2 separate regions of the Homo sapiens genome follow, and region 1 is linked to region 2. Evidence: read pairs that join two places in POLR2A ChIA-PET (ENCODE). Cell type or tissue: GM12878. All regions are shown on one strand. Region 1 overlaps FAM53C (family with sequence similarity 53 member C). Region 2 overlaps GFRA3 (GDNF family receptor alpha 3).

Region 1 (2,500 bases), 72 kb before region 2:
GTGCTGGGATTACAGGCGTTAGCCACCATGCCTGGCGTTTGTAAACTTTCTGACAAAATTTGGAGCCCATTGTTTCCATTGAATTGAAGAATAGAAGCTCCGTGAGGGCAGGAACATCATCTGCAGTGTTTCATTACTTTGTACTGCCAGTGCCTAGTCAGAGTCAGTAAATGTTTGCAGATGGGATGGACGACTGTATGAAAAAATTAATTAATTCTTAAAGAGGTTTGTAACCTAGTGGTCTAGAAAGAATAATATGAAAAAAGTGAGCAAAGTGCATACATACAATAATTGTACTCACACCAGGAAGTCAAAAAACATTTGTCTAACAGATGAATACACTGTAGCAGCCCATCTTGCTTCAGCCCTCACAGACCCACTTTGAAGCAGTGACAGGCAAGTGGCAAAAACAGCTTTGGGCACAAGGAGTAGGTACTGATGGAATTTTTTGCAGCTTGTGCATTCTTGGAAAGGAGGGAAAGTACCTCTTGCAGGACAATTTGGGATCTCTGTTGGAAGGTTTAACATGGGTCTCACCCCAGTTTCTCTAACTCCCAGGATTAAGGCATTTCACAGGATGGGGGGACTTTCAGTGCTAACACTGGGACAGTCCCAGGCAAACTGGGATGGTAGGTCACCCTAGCTAAGAGCTAAAGGAGGTGCTGTTGGTGGTGGGGGCGGCAGGGTAATGAAGCTAGGGGCTAGCTCAAAAGTGGAAACAGAACAGTCCCCACACTCCCATCTAAGCTCCCCTAGTCTTGCTGGTCCCACCTGATTCATCTTGTCAAAGTCCAACGAAGGCCGCAGACGCCGGGGGTCTTCCTCGTGGCGCCGCTTGACCCCAGTTTTGCGGGCATCCAGATCACAAGGCTGTGAGCGGCTTCGGGGAAGGTTGCGGAGACCTCGAGGTCGCCAGGGCAGCTCTGGGGAGGATGCGGGAGAGCTCCGGGCAGAGGGCAAGAAGCGGCTTGCCTGCGGGCCCAGACTGGGTGACAGGGAGAAGCGGCGCTGAGGTGGGCAAGGTGACAAGGACTCAGCATCACTCTCCCAGGAGCCACTTTGAGGGGAGGCGGCGCAGGGTCGAGAGGAATCTTGGGCCAGGGCCAGGCTGAAGAAAGGAGGGCTGTAGGGTCTGTGAGCTGGGGCACATTGAGAAGAGGCACTGGGAGCTTGGAGGAACCTGAGGCTGGAGACCCGCTTTGGGGGGCTCTGGTGAGGCACCTGCGGCCCACCCCCTCCACCACTGCCCCGGTGCTTTATGGGAGTCCACAGCTTGGAGGGGGCGGGCCGCCACACCGGCTGCCAGCGAGACAGGTCCACGGGCACTGAGAGTGAGCGGCAGTGCCTCTTGGATGGAGGGGCAGGGGGCACAGGAAGCTTCTCTGGATCTGGGGGCTCAGGTCTTAGGACTTGGGAGAAGGGCTGCTCCTTGGGGGAGTTTCCCCGACTGGGTGGTCTGAGGTGCAGGCTCAGGCCTGAGGGATGGTAGCTGAAGTTGAGGCTGTCCTGGAACTCAGCACAGGAACAGTGGGGCAGGCCCCTCCAGGAAGCACCTTCTGGAAGGCATTTATAATAAGAATAATATTAATGATAGCTTACATTTTTTAAGAACTTACCATTTGCCACATAATGTATGGAGCATTTTATGTGAAAATTTCCAAAAACCTTATGAGGTAGGTAGTATCGTTATCATTATCCCCATTTCACAGATAAGAGAAATTCAATAACTTTCCCAAAATCACATAGCACTCAAAAGACCAAAGGAGGATTCAAATCCAGGTCTGTCTGATGCGAAGGCTAGGTTTTTAAACCACTATGCTCTATTGCCTCCATTGTGACCAACTACCTGGAATCAAAAACATTTCATCTACTGCCTGCCACTCCCTCTCAAAGGTAAAAGAAGTCAAGAGAAACAAACACGTTTGTGAGTGTCCTGCTCATCTCTCCCTCGCCCCTCCCCCACGCTTGCCCTGGATGCTGAAAAGCAGGCCTATGCTCTTCTTTCTCGGCCTTTCCTCCTCTCATGTGTCAACAGCACCAAGTCAGGAGTTAGGACTGCCAAGAAGTAAGAGGTAATCAGGCAGGTAAGAGATCACTTTTATTCCTAGGGAGGGCAAACAGGGTGGGGAAGGCCTTTGACAGTGAAACCTGGGCTTGGGAAACCCTGACTTTGTGCTGCTCATCTTCGTTTCTGTCTGGCCACCCACATATTCCGATTCCCTTCCCCTAGGCCTTCTCTTAAATCCAAACAGATGGAGGGACCAAGAGAAGGAAGGGAAAATGGACTAAAAGAAACAATCCTCACTCACTGTATTCCAACCAAAATTGTGACTTTTGGGAGACGGCTCATTAAGGGACAAAGGGCCTAATCCAAACTCCTCTGGCTAGCTGGCTGGAATTCTGCAGGGGCTGGATATTTGGGGCAAACGACAAGTATACGAAGTCAGACTTGATGGTGGCAAAATTCATACTGAGTGTATTTGGTCTATAGTTCTTCCCT
Region 2 (2,500 bases):
CGTCTCTAAGAGGCGGGGAGAATCAGATCAGAAACAGAGTGTCATTTGCTCCACGTGGGCTTTAACTCTTCCATCTGCTTTAAGGACTGAGGAAGAAACTAGGTACAGGTGAAGAAAAAGAAGTTCGTTAAAACTGACTTGTTTCATAACCTTCTACAATAGCAGGCCTTGCAAGCCGTCTAGCACAGTGGCTTGCCCCTTGGATAATAAATAATCCACAATAGATGTTTTGTAGATGTAGTTCAAGGCCTGGTTTTAGAACCAGGCCACTCCCCCAAGGAAGAACAGCCTGGGATCCGAGATCCCTGGAAGGCCCATGGCCTTCGTGAGTGGTATGGGTGTGTGGAATCTTATTATGCGGCTCCTGCCCAGAGACTGAATGGAGGGACTCCTGAGACAGAGAGACCACCACACTGCCCTGAGACCTCAGTCCACAACGCAGTGCTGTAGAAATGCTGCCTTGAGACAGATATGGAAGGAAGGAGGAAAAACCCTGGTCTGTCCACCTGCCAACATCAGTAAGTCAGGGCAGCAAGACATCACCAGTCTGATTTGACTGCCCAGGAAATTTCACTAATCCTAAAGGTTATGGCTGCATGTCAGGATCAGGGGAAAACATTAAACACCTTTCTCATTAAATGGTTTAATGAAGCAGTGTTGGTGACAGATCTATTTTCCACAGTAATACTTGACAGCAATGACATCTGGTTAAGTAGCCTCATTGAAAATCCATAAAACAGTCATCTAGGAGGTACCATGTAGAGCCAAGTGCTCTTCAAGAGCACAGACCAACAGAGGGCTTTGGGGGTGGAAAATATCATTGCTCAGGGCCTGCTAAAGCCAAGCATATAGGAGACCTCCGATTCATGGGGAAGTGGTGTCATGTACTGAAAATCATTCTGAAGTGGATAGGAGGCTGGAGTCCTGGGTTCTAGCCTTGACTCGGTCTTGACTTGCTACATCCCCTGGTGCACATTACTTTTCTTTGTTCATCCAACTATAAAATGGATACCTGGGTTGTGGGCCTCACTGATGAGAAACAAATGAGGATCTTGTGCCCTGAGGCATAGCCTGATCTGACCCATTCTGTAGCTACTCATTCTCTGATGAGCCAAGAAGCAGAAAACAAAGTTACAAAACCAGGTTGCTAACAAATCAATATGAAATAGACGTGGCAGTGGCTGTATAAATGAGGAGGTGGGGCAAGTAATAGAAAGTGGTATGGACTATAACAAGCTGGAAAAGGCATGACTTGTCAAAAGGGGGCAGTCATTACTCCACCCGTTACATGTGGGCCCGAGTGTTTCCATTTTTCAAGACAAATTGGAAATTAATAGTTTTATTTGAAATCTGATTTTTTTTTTGAGACAGGGTATCAATCTGTCACCCAGGCTGGAGTTCAGTGGTGTGATTCCAGTTCACTGCAGCCTCAACCTCCCATACTCAAGTAATCCTTCTGCCTCAGCCTCCCCAGTAGCTGGGACTGTAGTAGTGTGCCACCACACCTGGTTAATTTTTGTATTTTTTGTAGAGACGGGTTTTTGCCATCTCGGATGCCCAGGCTGATCTTGAATCCTGGGCTCAAACAGTCTGCCCACCTTGGCCTCCCAAAGTGCTGCAATTAAAGGTGTGCGCCACCGCACCCGGCCTAAAATCTGATTTTTAAATGTTGGCCACTAATTACAACTTTAAGAAAATACTGGCTGGGTGCAGTGGCTCACACCTGTAATCCCAGCACTTTGGGAGGCTGAGACGGGTAGATCACGAGGTCAGGAGATTGAGACCATCCTGGCTAACACAGTGAATCCCCGTCGCTACTAAAAAATAGAAAAAATTAGCCAGGCATGCTGGTGGGCGCCTGTAGTCCCAACTACCCGGGAGGCTGAGGCAGGAGAATGGCGTGAACCTGGGAGGTGGAGCTTGCAGTGAGCTGAGATCGCGCCACTGCACTCCAGCCTGGGTGACAGAGCGAGACTCCGTCTCAAAAAAAAAAAAAAGAAAAAGAAAATACTGTGAACGTGCAAAAAAAACCAACCAAACAAACAAATAAAACAACCAAACCACACACACACACACACACACACACACACACAAAAAAAAAAAAAAAAAAAAAACAGAAAAGAAAATACTGCCGGGAATGGTGGCTCACGCCTATAATCCCAGCATTTTGGGAGGCCAAGGTGGGTGGATTGCTTGAGCTCAAGAGTTCGAGACCAGCCCGGGCAACATGGTGAAAACCCATCTCTACAAAAAATACAAAATTAGCTGGGCGTGGTAGTGCATGCATGCAGTCCCAGCTACTTGGGAGGCTGAGGTGGGAGAATTCACCTGAGCCTGGGAGGTCGAGACTGTAGGCTGCAGTGAGTGGCGATTGTACCACTGCACTCCAGTCTGGGTGACAGAGATTAAAAGAAAGAAAAGAAAAGGAGAAAGGAGAAAGAAAAAGAAAGGAACGGAACTATGCTGACTAAAAAAGACACATTTGCACACTGGATCAAAT

The links. Peaks named below come from ENCODE experiments on the same cell type or tissue, not always from the same donor. Only the 100,000 strongest peaks of a DNase experiment are listed, where the experiment ranks them.
Region 1: POLR2A ChIA-PET joins it to region 2 with 5 read pairs; 7 of 35 experiments call an interaction of 5 or more read pairs at or near these places.

What each region holds. Positions count from the first base shown.
Region 1 is chr5:138,343,881-138,346,380 of GRCh38, reverse strand. It overlaps FAM53C (family with sequence similarity 53 member C), which reads right to left. Exons shown (of 5, transcript NM_016605.3): 4 at 772-1,556. Among named protein-coding and RNA genes, the nearest start is that of FAM53C, 6.9 kb to the right of the region's middle. In GM12878, no CTCF peak of the experiment used is centred here; no DNase peak of the experiment used is centred here.
Region 2 is chr5:138,271,507-138,274,006 of GRCh38, reverse strand. All of the region lies in intron 1 of GFRA3 (GDNF family receptor alpha 3), which reads left to right. Among named protein-coding and RNA genes, the nearest start is that of GFRA3, 1.9 kb to the left of the region's middle. In GM12878, no CTCF peak of the experiment used is centred here; no DNase peak of the experiment used is centred here; H3K27me3 peaks cover 128 bases.